Linked DNA regions of Homo sapiens: all the other regions are linked to region 5. A link is a contact called in ENCODE Hi-C or POLR2A ChIA-PET data. All regions are on one chromosome and are shown on one strand. Each heading gives the region's core, a stretch centred on a gene start or an enhancer-like site at or near the end of the contact. The rest is flanking DNA. Distances are from core to core; before and after follow the strand shown. Region 1 has its middle 30 kb from the start of PTPRJ. Region 2 overlaps PTPRJ (protein tyrosine phosphatase receptor type J). Region 3 has its middle 62 kb from the start of PTPRJ. Region 4 overlaps PTPRJ (protein tyrosine phosphatase receptor type J). Region 5 holds the start of CELF1 (CUGBP Elav-like family member 1).

Region 1 (2,824 bases), core at 273-2,772, 400 kb before region 5:
GAAATCTCTAATGTACTTCACAGATCAGATGAACTCCACGCCGCTCTGCCCCTGCCTACTCTGCTTGCTTTTCTTTGTTTTTTTGCTTTTTGTTTTTTGTTTTTGAGACGGAGTTTCACTCTTGCTGCCCAGGCTGGAGTGCAGTGGCCCGATCTCGGCTCATTGCAACCTCCGTCTCCCAGGTTCAAGCGATTCTCCTGCCTCAGCCTCCCGAGTAGCTAGGATTACAGGCGCCCACCACCACGCCCAGCTAATTTTGTATTTTGAGTAGAGACAGGGTTTCTCCATGTTGGTCAGGCTGGTCTCGAACTCCCGACCTCAGGTGATCCATCGACCTCGGCCTCCCAAAGTGCTGGGATTACATGCGTGAGCCGCCGCACCCAGCCTGCTTGCTTTTCTTTGACTCCCATGTCTTAACCCCAGTGTTTCTCAAACAAGAGTGTTGCAATGGCATTCTGAGGACATTGTGGAGTTGAAGTGGCCTTGGTATGTGGTGACATCCTAGGTTTCTTCAATCCTCATTCCCTTGAGACACTTTTTGACCAAGAGGCTAGAGTAGAGTTATCTTCGGGGGCGGAACTGCTGAGGATGAGAATAGGCAGGGGGATGGACGCGCACCTGCAGCCCTCACACATTGTAACACTCGGTCAAAGTCACCAGGTGTCACAGGCAGAGGAAGGCTGAAGCCCTACTAGACATTCACTGTAAAGACAGGAAACCTGGCCGGGTGCGGTGGCTCACATCTGTAATCCCAACACTTTGGGAGACCAAGGTGGGCAGATCACTTGAGGTCAGAAGTTCAAGACCAGCCTGGCCAACATGGTGAAACCCCATCTCTACTAAATATACAAAAATTAGCTGGGCATGGTGGTGCATGCCTGTAATCCCAGCTACTCAGGAGGCTGAGGCAGGAGAATCCCTTGAACCCAGGAGGCAGAGGTTGTAGTGAGCCAAGATCATGCCATTGCACTCCATCCTGGGTGACAGCGTGAGACTCCATTTCAAAAAAAAAAAGACAGGAAACCTGAGCCTAGGGAGTATAGGTCAGACTCCTTTGGTTGCAAATAATGGAAATCCATCTCAAATAATCCTGAGGGAAAAAGGAAGGCATTGCATTGCTCACATCACTTGGAATTTCAGGGATGATGCTGGTTTTAGATATGGATGGATCTAGACATTCAAATAAGGCCTCAACTTTTCTCCCCCTCTGGCCTGTTGTTTTTCTCTCTGTGTTTGCCCGTAGCAGCCCCTCAGCAAGCAGGCTTTTAGCAAATGACTGCTGCTGACAACCCTCAGATCATACCCTTCCAGTTGCACAGAGTTCTAGCCCTTATGTTTAAGTTTGGGGCAGAGAGGCAGGGTGGTCCCAAGGGAGGAAGTAGGAAATGTTTCCTCTTGTCAAAAAATCAAAAGCTTTCTCAGAAGCCCCAGAGTAGACCTCCCCTTAGGTCTTATTGGTAAAGCTGCAAGGGGGGCTGGGGAAGTGGGAAACAGAGCGTCATTATTGGCTTAGGCATGTAAGAATCTACCACCCAGGGCTGGCCACGAAACTGAAACTGGTGTTTCTTTTTCTTTTTCCTTTTTTTTTTTTTTTTTGAGTCAGAGTCTTTCTCTGTCGCCTAGGGTGGAGTGCAGTGGCACCATCTCGGCTGACTGCAACCTCCACCTCCCGGGTTCAAGCAATTCTCCTGCCTCAGCCTCCCAAGTAGCTGGCACTACAGGTGCATGCCACCACACACGGCTAATTTTTTTGTATTTTTATTAAAGACAGGGTTTCACCATATTGGCCAGGCAGGTCTTGAACTCCTGACCTTGCGATCTGCCCGCCTTGGCCTCCTAAAGTGTTGGGATTACAGGCGTGAGTCACCGCGCCCGGCTTTTTTTTTTTTTTTTTTTTTTTTTTTTAAGACAGAGTTTCGCTTTTGTTGCCCAGGCTGAAGTGCAATGGTGTGATCTCGGCTCACTGTAACCTCTACCTTGTGGGTTCAAGCGATTCTCCTGTCTGAGCCTCCTGAGTAGCTGGGTTTACAGGCACCCACCACCACACCCAGTTAATTTTTTGTATTTTTAGTAGAGACGGGGTTTCACTATGTTGGCCAGGCTGGTCTCAAACTCCTGACCTCAGGCAATCCACCTGCCTTGGCCTCCCACAGTTCTGGGATTACAGGCATGAGCCACCACGTCCAGCCTCTTTTTCTTTCTTTCTTTCTTTCTTTCTTTTTTTTTTTGAGATGGGTCTTGCTCTGTCACCCAGGCTGGAGTGTAGTGGCACAATCTCAGCTTACTGCAGCCTCATCCGCCCAGGCTCAAGCAATCCTCCTACCTCAGCTTCCCAAGGAGCTGGGACTACAGGCGCGCACCACCACACCCAGCTAATTTTTGTATTTTTTGTAGAGATGGTGTATCACTACATTACCCAGCTGGTCTCAAACTCCTGAACTCAAGCAATCCTCCTGCCTTGGCCTCCCAGAGTGCTAGGATTATAGGCATGAGCCACTGTGCCCAGCAAAACTGGTATTTCCTGAGCCAGGAAGGAGGGAGACTGCATTGGGTAGGTCACTAATGGTGTCTACCACAAGAAAATATTGTGAGGCAACCTCACCAGATCTTGTTTTTGTTTTTGTTTTTTTGAGACTGAGTCTCGCTTTGTCGCCCAGACAGGAGTGCACTGGCCCGATCTCAGCTCACTGCAACATCCGCAGGTTGAATCATCCCAAGTTCAAGTGATTCTTCTGCCTCAGCCTCCCAAGTAGCTGGGATTACAGGCGCGCACCATCATGCCCGGCTAATTTTTTGTATTTTTAGTAGAGATGGGGTTTCACCA
Region 2 (2,793 bases), core at 260-2,759, 500 kb before region 5:
CGATCTTTATTGTCACTATCATCACTGTTACCAAGGCACTAACGTTCACCAAGTGTTCACTGTGTCCCAGGTTGCATTTGATTCTCGTTACATTCAGATATGACTATCATCTGCCTATGCAACACGAGAAACCTGAGGCTTAGCAAAGTTAAAGTAATTTGCTCAAAGTCATAGAAGAAGCTAGAATTCAAACCCAGGAAGTCTGACTCCTGAACTCATGCTCAAAATGCCAGAGAAGTATCATTTTCTGATTTTCAGATGAGGGAGCTGAGCCCCAAAAAGTTTATGTAATTTGTTTAAAAACTAGGTAGAGGTCTCACTCCCAAGCCCACAGGGCTGATGTGAAGAGTAAAGGAAGCCAGTTATGCAATGCCCTGAGGTCAGTGGCTGGCTTATAGTAAGCAGTCAACTGCTCTTAGTTATCATTAACATAATGATTCTGATGTCCAGATGAGACCCACCCCACTGTGACCTGGAAAACCTCTCTGAACACCAGGAGTAGGTTTTTCCACATCACATTTAATCAGCACAATCAGCAAAAGAATCATTTTCCTATGCCATGGGTGGGGGGAAAAGCATGATCAAGTGACTTCCTCTAAATAAAAAACAGAAAACACGGCCAGGTGCAATGGCTCACGCCTGTAATGCCAGCACTTCGGCAGGCCGAGGTGAGCAGATCACTTGGGCCCAGGAGTTCGACACCAGCCTGAGCAGCATGGCAAAACCCTGACTTTACCAAAAATACAAAAATTAGCCAGGCGTGGTGGTGCGCACCTGTAATCCCAGCTACTCAGGAGGCAAGGCAGGAGAATCGCTTGAATCCGGGAGGCAGAGGTTGCAGTAAGCCAAGATCGCATCATTGCACTCCAGCCTGGGTGGCAGAGCGAGATTCCATCTCAAAAAAAAAAAAAAAAAAAAAAAAAAAAAGTCATCAGTTAACTGGCTATCACCTCTGAAAAGTACTATATTAGTCCTGACTGGAAGACAGAAATATTCACCAGACGCCTTGGCAAAACAGCTCTGTTAGGGTTACCAAAACTGGCAAGTGAGCTATTTCCTAGAAACCAGCCACTCCCATGAGATGTATAAAACATAAGACCACTAGGACACCCCCTAAAAGCTGCCTGCTACAGAAAGAGGCACAGTGCACCTCGGCTCAGACATGTGTTGCTGAAAAAGTATGCCTAAAGGGGTGTTGTAAATTGAACCCAATTCATGGCGTAACAGGAGGGAGCTGTGTTTTACAGAATCCATGCAACAGAGTTATCTAATTTTATCATCAGAAAAAAAAAATTCCCTAAATTTACTGTTCTATTTGAGGTTTTTTATAAATTGGATTTTCTAAGTACAAGACATCTCAGCAAACTGCATGCTCTAATGTTCAATGAACTCTCCAAATAAAGGCTCAGGGGCTTCAAATACAGCCTGGAATACAGCAGGCATTTGAGCACTGAGGAACAAATGTGTGAAGAAATGTGTGAACAGGAACTATACATATTGAATTGAGGAAATCACAGTTACATGTCATCATACCTTGTCCAAACCCACAGAATGTAGAATGCTATGCATGAATTCTAACAGAAACTATGGACTTTGTGTGATAGTGATATGTCAATGTACGTTCATTGATTGTTCCACTCTGGTGGGGGTGTTGCTAACGGGGGAGGCCGTGCATATGTGGGGGCCAGGGGTATATGGGATATCTCTGCACCTTCTGCTCAATTTTGCTGTGAACCTAGAACTACTCTAAAAATAAAATCTATTTTAATAAAGAAAGAAAATCACATTTGACAAAATGTGACAGGTTTACTAGTCATGTGTAAAAAAACAAACTCATACAGTCTGTGTGCATACACCACAAAACACGCATTCTCAAACCATCTGACTGAAGAGGCTACGAAACCTGAAAGGCAGGTTCATCCACAGCTTTACGGAAAGCACAGGAATGTTCCGCTGACTATATATTCTCCACGTGTCTGTCAGCAGACTCAAAAGAGGCCCTTCTAGTTTTCACCTGGTTCTTTTTAATAAAAAGTGCTTTTATCCACAAAACTTCAATAAATCTAAGACTATGATTTTTCCCCCAAGCTTCCATTGCAAAAAGAAAATATTTTAAGAGGGTTTCATATAGGAGGGCTACAAAAGGCCTGCAGTGTAATTTAATTTTCATGATGAAAGGTTACCCCACATTAAGCCCACTGTCAATCTGTCTGCCCACACAGAGGGCTGCAGTTAAAGCAGCAGGGTGCTCCAGGTTTTCTAAGATAGTACCAATTCTTTTTTTTTTTTTTTTTTTTGAGACAGAGTTTCACTATTGTCGCCCAGGCTGGAGTGCAATGGCGCGATCTCGGCTCACTGCAATCTCCACCTCCCAGGTTCAAGCGATTCTCCTGCCTCAGCCTCCCGAGTACATGGAATTACAAAAGTGCGCCACCACACCCGACTTGTTTTGTTTTGTTTTGTTTTGTTTTGTTTTGTTTTGTTTTGTTTTGTTTTAGTAGAGACGGGGTTTCACCGCATTGGCCAGGCTGGTCTCGAACTCCTGACCTCAGGTGATCTGCCCGTCTTGGCCTCCCAAAGTGCTGGGATTACAGGTGTGAGCCACCGTGCCCAGCCAACAGTACCAATTCTAAATGTTGTACCTTTCTCCATCTCCACGTACATCCTGGCTTAGGGTTTGAAATGGTTGCCATGACTCGGTGGTTCTCAATTAGGCAAGATTTTGTCCCCCAGGGGACATCTGGCAATGTCTGCAGACATTTTGGCTGTCACAACTGGGCAGAGTTGGGAGGG
Region 3 (2,910 bases), core at 23-2,522, 370 kb before region 5:
TGGAGTCTCGCTCTATCCCCCAGCTGGAGTGCAGTGGCGCGATCTCGGCTCACTGCAACCTCCGCCTCCCTGGTTCATGCCATTCTCCTGCCTCAGCCTCCGGAGTAGCTGGGACTACAGGCACCCGCCACCAGGCCCAGCTAATTTTTTGTATTTTTATAGAGACAGGGTTTCACCGTGTTAGCCAGGATGGTCTCGATCTCCTGACCTTGTGATCTGCCCGCCTCAGCCTCCCAAAGTGCTGGGATTACAGGTGTGAGCCACCGCGCCTGGCCAATAGTTAGGATTTAATGATGGATTGTGGCAGGATAAAAGAGAGAGATGTTCAGGGTCACAGGTATCTGGCATGAGAGACTGAACGGCTGTAGGTGACATTTACAAAACTGGGTGAAAACTGATCTTGGAGGTGAGGACCAAGATCAAGAGATCTATTTTGAAGGTGTTAATTTTTTTTTCTTAGAGATAGGATCTTACTCTATCACCTAGGCTGGAGTACAGTGGTGTGATCATAGCTCACTGCAGTCTCAAACTCCTGGGCTCAAGCAATCCTCCCACCTCAGCTGCTTGAGTAGCTTGGACTACAGGTGCACACAACCACACCTAGCTAATTTTTAAATTTTTAGTGGAGTCAGGGTCTCACTTTGTTGCCCAGGCTGGTCTTGAACGTCTAGCTTCAAGTGATCCTCCCTCCCCAGCTTCCTAAAACATACATGTTAATTTGAGATGACTGTGAGGTATCAGAGTGGATGCAGCTATCCCAGCCCCACTAGACAGGTCAGAGGGAGGCTTCTGTCCAAAGGCTTGCTCGGAGGGACAGAATGCTCAGAAAAGAAGGGCAGGGCCTGGCTTCCTGCTCCCTCACTGCCAGCTGCTGGGTCCTGGGCCCCCAGACCAAGACTCCAGGATAGATTGTGCAAAATTTGGAATAATCAGTGACCTTTGTTTTTCACCCATCCTCACAGTTGCTTCAGGTCACCCCCTGATGTGGCACTTACACGCAGAAACACAAGGTTTAGAATAAATACAACTAAAAGACATGCACTGTGGAATGACTCATGCTCATTGAATGTGGGCACTAGCCTTTTCTCAGGAGCACCAAGTCCCAGAACCACAATGGCCTGGGAGACAGGGACCCTGGGTGGATGGGCCCTCCATTTGCACAGCACTTTGGGGCTTACAAAGCACTTTCACATCCATTGTTTCATTTGATTCTCTCAACAATTTTTGAGGGATTATCCTTAACTCTACTTTATATGAGAAGGTTCAGAGAGGTTAAGTAATTTGCCTGGGTTGCACAGGTATTAGGAGGAGTCAGAAATTAAGGACAGGGGCTGGGTGCAGTGGCTTACACCTGTAATCCCATAACTTTGGGAGGCCAAGGTGGGTGGATCATCTGAGGTCAGGAGTTCAAGACCAGCGTAGCCGACATGGTGAAACCCCGTCTCTACTAAAAACAAAACTTAGCTGGGCATGGTGGTATGCGCCTGTAGTCTCAGCTACTCAGGAGGCTGAGGCAGGAGAATTGCTTGAGCCCGGGAGGCGGAGGTTGCAGTGAGCCGAGATCGTGCCACCACACTCCAGCCTGGGTGATGAGCGAGACTCAGTCTCAAAAACAAACAAACAAAAAAAAAAAAACACAAAATTAAGATCAGAAACCAAAACAAATCATCTAATGCCAAGATTGAGGCACTTTCTAGCAAGCCACGTTCCATGGCAGGGATTGCCCATGTTCAGAGAAAGCTGCCTTCACTTCTAAGATATAATATGAGAGGCACAGGAGGCCCCCACTGCCTGTGACATTGCCCAGAACCCAGCCTAGTAAATTGCAAGGACCCCACAGAGATTCTATTCAGTCTCCTCGTCTTACAGCTGAAGAAAAAACTGAGACTCAGGGAGGGAAGAAAGTACGTGGCAATATCAGGACTAAAACCCAAATCTCCAGCCCAGATCTCTTTACACTTCACTCAAGGCCCCTGGGTTTGGCCCTCTTCCAACTCCAGAATGGTCAGCCCTTGTGCTAGGCGAGCTTTGCAGAACAGAAGAGGAACCAGAGCAGAAAAACAAAATGTTGCTTAGCAACCAGAAGGGTGGGCATGTGTGGTTTTGCCACCTGGCATCCATTTACCCTTCGTTCTGGTGTCTTCATCCCCGGCTTATTATCAGGGCACCAGCTACACACCCTTTTCAGGCTCTGCTCCTCAAAGAAATTCATTTCCTGGAGTTCACTTCACTTTCCGCTCCAAGAGTGGGCATGTGACTCAGGGTTGGCCAATCGGAGCATCACATTCCTCTGGCCAGTAAAGGGTCTGGGGCGGGTAGCAGGCTGGATAGGCTTTTCACATGTAATGCTTCACAAGATTGCAAAGCACCACTCAAGGACTGGAGGCTGGCTGAAGTGCTTTACAGACAAGGTCCTGGGTCCAATCCTGCCCCCTCTGCAACTCCAAGCCACCGCCTGATTTTGGCCAGCTGTTCACAAATGTGAATAAACAAGGAAGAAAATGTGAATCTGAGCCAGGCGCAGTGACTCATGCCTGTAATCCCAGCACTTTGGGAGGCCAAGGCTAGCGGATCACTTGAGGCCGGGAGTTCAAGACCAGCCTGTCCCAACATGGTGAAACTCCACCTGTACTAAAAATAGAAAAAATTAGCTGGCCATGATGGCCTGCACCTGTAGTCCTAGCTGCTTAGGAGGCTGAAGCATGGGAATCACTTGAGTCCAGGAGGCGAAGGTTGCAGTGAGCCAAGATCGTGCCATTGCACTGCATCCTGGGTGACAGAGAAAGACTCTGTCCCAAAAAAAAGGAAAATGTGAATCGAGTGACGTAAACCCCTCGACAATATAACTCCAATATCCTGCTAACAGGGGAGGAGGGGGAAGTCTTGGAAGGCTCACAAACTTCTCAAGAT
Region 4 (2,770 bases), core at 187-2,686, 450 kb before region 5:
GAAGCAGGCATGGGCTCAGCCTAAGGGTCCACGCATGGGCTCAGCCTCCCCTCAAAACAGATTCCAGAGTTCAGAAGACACCTTCAACTCTTCCCCAGAAGTAACAGATTTCCCTCCAGCAGATCACCTGGCACGTGTCAGAACTCAACCCTAAAAGCCCAATTCAGCCTCCATTAAAAACAGGTCAAAAATAGATACGTTACTGAATACCCTGTGTGCTCACCACTGTATCTTTAGTGTCGGGAAGAAGGGGGCAGAAAGAACCAGGAACTGGAGCCAGGAACCTGGGCTCACAGTGATATTAGCTGTGTGGTCTTGGGCAAGTCACTTCCCCTCTCTGCGCCTTGGTTTCAACATCTCTAAAGTAAACGGTTTGCATTAGATGACCCTCAATGACCCTTCCTGCTCTGGGCCTGCCCAGTTTTATAAGTGACCAGTGACTGTACATCATGATGTCAACTCACAAGTACAGCTCCTACCAGCTTGCTGCTGCCTGGAGGGAAGACAGCAGGAACGCACAGAAGAAAAAGGCCTCAGCCGGGTGCAGTGGCTCACACCTGTAATCCCAGCATTCTGGGAGGCGGGCAGATCACTTGAGGTCTGGAGTTCAAGATCACCCTGGCCAGCATGGCAAAACCCCATCTCTGCTAAAAATAGAAAAATTAGCCAGGTGTGGTGGCACATGCTTGTAATCCCAGCTACTCAGGAGGCTGAGGCACAAGAATCGCTTGAACCTGGGAGACGGAGGTTGCACCAAGATTGTGCCACTGCACTACAGTCTGGGTGACACAGTGAGGAAAAAAAAAAGAAAAGAAAAAGGCCTGGCCCCGTGTGGTGGCTCATGCCTGTAATCCCAGCACTTTGGGAGGCCGAGGTGGGCGGATCACGACGTCAGGAGATCGAGACCAACCTGGCTAACATGGTGAAAACCCATCTCTACTAAAAAAAAAAAAAATACAAAAAATTAGCCGGGCGTGGTGGCAGGCACCTGTAGTCCCAGCTACTCGGGAGGCTGAGGCAGGAGAATGGCGTGAACCCGGGAGGCGGAGCTTGCAGTGAGCAGAGATTGCGCCACTGCACTCCAGCCTGGGAGACAAAGCGAGACTCAGTCTCAAAATAAAAAAAGAAAAAAAAAAGAAACAGGACTCATAACTAGGTCCCCTATGAAGCCACTGGTCACAGTAAAGGGGAACACATCAGACTGCTCTCTAATTTGGGAGTATGGGTAGAATTCTGATTTCATATTTGAAAAATCATCTAACCTTTATCATATATGCCTAGCTTCATATTAAGACAAAGGTATTCATTTCATTAAAAAAAAATGACTGACTCATAACAAGCCAGCAAAATAGAGTCAGAACAAGAGCAAGTCATCACGATACCAATGCCAAAGGGGAGGTTTCTGTCTTTATTTTCTAACTGGCAATGACAAGCTTTTTACAAAACCCAGGCAAGCTGCAAGTCAGTGATAAAGGGGATGGTCCGCCTTGCCACTTGAACAGAGACAGGCCCAGATAGGCAAGGACACTGGGTGACCTTTAAGACCCAGAAAGACCTCACTGGTTTTAAGGTAATGCTCAGTAGGAATGAGGGAGGGGTGTGCCAGGGGATGGAAGGGGGCTGCTGACACTGTGTGAGTCAGTACCAGACTCTTTGCAGAAACAAAGGCTCAGGTCCAAATATGTACTAGGAAAAACTGACAGTCTCTGGATTATAACCAGCTCACTGGCCTCCACGTGGGAGCTTTTGCAGGGTTCAGAGCTTCTCTGAATGGGCAGGGATGTCCATCCAGATGACCAGGCTACTTCCTCCCACACCTGCCTGCACCTGCTGCATGTCCCTCCCCGCCCCTAGATTATGAGCTCTGCAGGTTCTAGCAGATTCTGCCCTCCTTTCCCACTCCACCTCTCTCGCCTCCATCCTCTCCCTCTCTCTCTCTCTCTCCCACTCTTCCTCCCGAATCACCCTTGAGAGAGGCAGGAAGCCACAAGAGCCCCAGGTTCCAGATGAGGAAAGTGATGCTCAAAAGAGACAAGATCAGCCCAAGGTCACATAGGCTGCACCAAGAGTCCAACCCACTCTCCTAACTCGAAGTCTTGTTTCTCCCATCACAGCGGTTCTGTGGGTGCTGCTCTGAAACATCTCCTCTTATCCCACAACCACTCAGCCTTGCCCAACCAGGTCCAGCCTGCTGCCTCTCTCCAGCACCACACAGCCTCTGGGCCCCTCCCAGCCAAGACCACTGCAATCGCCTGGCCCAGCAGGGGCAGGTGGCTGCAAGCTGGCTAAGAGCCGGACAGGGCTGCTATCTGCCATTGTCTAGCCATGCAGCTTATTTAACCTCACTGAGCCTGAGTGCCCTCATCTGCAAAAAGGGGATAATAACCCTGTCTCAGAGAGTCCCTTAAAAGAAAGGAAGCACATGAAGCTTGCCCTAAACCCAGCCCAGTAAGGGCAGACACACACACAGGCTCCTCACAGCCCACCCCACCCAAAGGCTCCAAACACCACTCCCCAGTTCAAAATCCTCCCACATTGAAAACCCGTGGCCACACAAACACTGGTAGACAAACGTTCATAGCAGTGTCACTCACAATAGCCAAAAAGTAGAAATGACCCAAACGACCATCAGCTCATAAAAGGATAAACAAAACATGGTATCTCTCTGTGATGAAATATCATTCAGCCATAAAAAAAGAACAAAGCAGTGATACCTGCTCCAACATGGATGGACCTTGAAAACACTATGCTAGGCGAAATAGCCAGAATC
Region 5 (2,735 bases), core at 94-2,593:
CATGATTCTATGGAGCACAAAAGGAGACAGACTCTCTGCTTGAAACATTTCTACAACCTATAGCAGCAAATATATGGTAATATTTGTGACAACATTCTGTAAGCTATAATGGTCTATAAATATAGGATGTTTTCAGTCAACTACACATAAAACTATTAACAAGAACAAGATCATATATCAGCATTATGAATGTATATAAAACTACCCAGTACAATTAGGGAATATGATCATGTACAATTTAAGGACTATATGGTACCAGAAAAACTCTGGTTAGTTTTTTTCCCCCCCAAAGGCGAAAGAGGAAAACCCTTGAGGCTTCTGCTTGGAAGCCCACTTGTTGTTTGTGGTAAGGTAGGATATAATCAGTATTTGTGGGTATAAAAATTATATTCTCTGGGAAGCCAGATGATGTTAGAGAGAAACCATCCCATGAGTTATTTGCATGTTGATGGGGCCAAAAGCTTCCAGAACAAAGTTTTCTTTCTTAATCTGCATTTAACTGCCTCACAAGGTCTGGAACCTAGGAATAAATGTTGGCTTAAACAACAACAACAACAACAACAAATTGTACTGCTTGCGTTCCATCTAGACCCAGGGATTCCAGAGTAACTCAGGAGGAAGTCTTTAGAGACCTAACCTGAGTTAAGAAAAAAAAATATATATATATATTTTTTTTTCGGTAAAAGCAGGTTATGGCTGGGCAATCGGTCTCTTAATAGAATCTTTGTGAACTTCCTTATGTCGCAGCGATCGTTGCCAGGTTGTGCGTTCACACTGATTATCTTGCTAAAAAGCACTCCCTGCACTTGGAACACACATATTCACATCCCAGCAAAGAAGGAAGGCCTGGATGCTGTTGCTTGTCTGCTGGGGCAAAAAGGGGCGTGCCATGTGCCCAACGCTGGCCAAGCACCAGTCACTCACTCATCCATTTATTCAACAAATATCTTATTATGCTCCTATTCAGTGCCCAGTAGGGGTGCCTCCTTGCCCACCAGGGTCATCTAGAGCTCCTGTGGGTGCGATGGGCGGAGTCGAGAACTTCAGATTCCCAGGCCTGGCTCTTCCCTCCAGTAGGGATCGGAGACAAAGAGATGCGCCCCTGCAGCTCCCTAGGTTGAGGGCTCCGCCCGCGGCCCCAGGGGCTTAGGTGCGGCTGCTCCTCCACTTCCCAGCCCGAGGGGGCGCTGCAGCGCCCGGCGCTCGGCCCGCCCCTACGCCGCGCTCCGCTCGCATCGGCGCTGCGGGCGGCGCCGCGGTGATACGTTCCCCCTCGCCGCGCTCCCCCTCCTCCTCTGCCCTCCCCGCCGGTGGTAGGTGCCGGAAGTGCCGCCATTTTGGGGTGTTCTGCTCTGGCGGCAGCGGCAGCGGCGGCGGGACGCGGAGGCTCCCCCGGGATTCGGCCTCAGCAGCGAGGCGGCGGCGGCGGCTGCGGAGGCGCAGGCAGCAACTGAGGCAGCGGCAGGCTCAGGTGCAGCCGCTGGTGAGTGCTGCGGCCGCAGGATAACGGGCCGCGGGAGGGAGGGAGGGGAAAAAAGGCAAGAGGGAGGCGCCGCGGGGCGGGTCCGGTTAGGGAGGCCGCGGGTCACAGGGCCCTCCGGGCGCGGCCTTTTCTCGTTCCCTGCGTCCTGGGGTAGGGCTGCGATCTCCTCCTGCATGTCGGGGTCCCCGGCTCCCCGGGTCCTGTCGCGTTTGCCCAGCGCGTGCCCCCGCGCCCAGGGAGACCCGCCCTCCTCGTGGCTTTGCTTCCTCTCCCCGCGCCCTTTACCTTCACTCTCTAGGCTCAGAGGCCTCGTGCCCTGCCCAGGGCCAGCTCCGTTTTCCTCGTCTTTCTGGCTGCCGTGCTGGACCCAGGCTACCTGCCCGGGACACCCCATCTCTGCCCCTGTCGTCTCACGTGTTCTTAGTGTCCACTCCTGTGGGTGCCGAAGGGTCCGCGCCCCTAGAAGGCAGCGCTTTTCCCGAGCCTCGAGAGCCCCTCGTTCCTCGCCCCAGATCCGCTACGGCCTTGGCTCGCCCTCCCCCCACATCAGGTGCTCACCCAGTCGTGGCCTAGTAGCTGGGCAGGAATCTCGCACCCGGGAGCGGGAGGAGCACATTAAAGCGCTTTCTTCGCTAGGGACCAGGCTTTGATTTTAAAGCCAGTGGTGTCGTGGTTGTGGTCCTCCGGGTAGGATGTTGTTGTAATTCTTGGAGACCATTACACATGCACCAAGGAGCTTCTCATTGGTTTAGGCTCATACCCATAGTTGAGGGGAATGTGGTAAGATTTTGACTGGAATCTGTTTCCGCAAAATGGAATCTCTTTCTCGCCAGGAGAGAGCTGTAGGTTTATTACCTTCGAGTAAAAAGGCTGTATAACAGTTTTAAAGAGCATGAAATGCTTTATAATGTGTGCAGTGTAAGAGGTTACAAATAATGAATCTTTTACAAGAACTTCATCTTTTTTTTTTTTTTTTTTAAGACGGAGTTTCGCTCTTGTTGCTTAGGCTGGAGTGCAGTGGCGCTATCTCGGCTCACTGCAACCTCCCCAGGTTCAAGCAATTCTCCTGCCTCAGCCTCCCAAGTAGCTGGGATTACAGGCATGTGCCACCAGGCCTGGCTAATTTTCGTATTTTTAGTATAGACGGGGTTTCACCATGTTGATCAGGCTGGATGGTCTCGAACTCCTGACCTCGGGTGATCCACCCGCCTCGACCTCCCAGAGTGCTGGGGATTACAGGCGTGAGCCACCG

The links. A loop is a pair of places that touch in the nucleus more often than their neighbours do. ChIA-PET counts read pairs that join two places held with the same protein, here RNA polymerase II (POLR2A). Pooled maps may share reads with other maps.
Region 1: a pooled map shows a loop between it and region 5 (4-fold over the local background). The contact joins the enhancer-like site here to the promoter of CELF1 in region 5. A Hi-C loop is called at or near these places in 1 of 50 pooled maps. POLR2A ChIA-PET finds 5 or more read pairs at or near these places in 2 of 52 experiments (activated CD4-positive, alpha-beta T cell and activated T-cell).
Region 2: POLR2A ChIA-PET joins it to region 5 with 22 read pairs in activated CD4-positive, alpha-beta T cell. The contact joins the enhancer-like site here to the promoter of CELF1 in region 5. POLR2A ChIA-PET finds 5 or more read pairs at or near these places in 3 of 52 experiments (A673, OCI-LY7 and activated CD4-positive, alpha-beta T cell).
Region 3: a loop to region 5 is called in a pooled map, with 2.7 times the contacts of the local background. The contact joins the enhancer-like site here to the promoter of CELF1 in region 5. A Hi-C loop is called at or near these places in 1 of 50 pooled maps. POLR2A ChIA-PET finds 5 or more read pairs at or near these places in 4 of 52 experiments (GM12878, activated B cell, activated CD4-positive, alpha-beta T cell and 1 more).
Region 4: a loop to region 5 is called in a pooled map, with 3 times the contacts of the local background. The contact joins the enhancer-like site here to the promoter of CELF1 in region 5. A Hi-C loop is called at or near these places in 8 of 50 pooled maps. POLR2A ChIA-PET finds 5 or more read pairs at or near these places in 3 of 52 experiments (GM12878, activated CD4-positive, alpha-beta T cell and activated CD8-positive, alpha-beta memory T cell).

Annotation. Positions count from the first base shown.
Region 1 is chr11:47,949,274-47,952,097 of GRCh38, reverse strand. No RefSeq gene overlaps it. Among named protein-coding and RNA genes, the nearest start is that of PTPRJ, 30 kb to the left of the region's middle. Within about 2 kb of position 1,522, at least 7 of the 41 ENCODE cell types and tissues checked have a DNase peak (open chromatin) inside an H3K27ac peak, as active enhancers do.
Region 2 is chr11:48,049,219-48,052,011 of GRCh38, reverse strand. All of the region lies in intron 1 of PTPRJ (protein tyrosine phosphatase receptor type J), which reads right to left. Among named protein-coding and RNA genes, the nearest start is that of MIR3161, 46 kb to the left of the region's middle. RefSeq lists enhancers at 144-643, 644-1,145. Within about 2 kb of position 1,509, at least 8 of the 41 ENCODE cell types and tissues checked have a DNase peak (open chromatin) inside an H3K27ac peak, as active enhancers do; they include OCI-LY7, where a contact is called at or near this core.
Region 3 is chr11:47,917,438-47,920,347 of GRCh38, reverse strand. No RefSeq gene overlaps it. Among named protein-coding and RNA genes, the nearest start is that of PTPRJ, 62 kb to the left of the region's middle. Within about 2 kb of position 1,272, at least 23 of the 41 ENCODE cell types and tissues checked have a DNase peak (open chromatin) inside an H3K27ac peak, as active enhancers do.
Region 4 is chr11:48,005,462-48,008,231 of GRCh38, reverse strand. The region is part of intron 1 of PTPRJ (protein tyrosine phosphatase receptor type J); the gene reads right to left. Among named protein-coding and RNA genes, the nearest start is that of PTPRJ, 26 kb to the right of the region's middle. RefSeq lists a cis regulatory region at 1,456-1,473 and an enhancer at 1,392-1,536. Within about 2 kb of position 1,436, at least 15 of the 41 ENCODE cell types and tissues checked have a DNase peak (open chromatin) inside an H3K27ac peak, as active enhancers do; they include GM12878, where a contact is called at or near this core.
Region 5 is chr11:47,551,740-47,554,474 of GRCh38, reverse strand. CELF1 (CUGBP Elav-like family member 1) reads left to right here and starts at 1,343. Exons shown (of 15, transcript NM_001376376.1): 1 at 1,343-1,483. RefSeq lists silencers at 1,068-1,597, 1,668-1,757 and enhancers at 1,105-1,780, 2,456-2,735.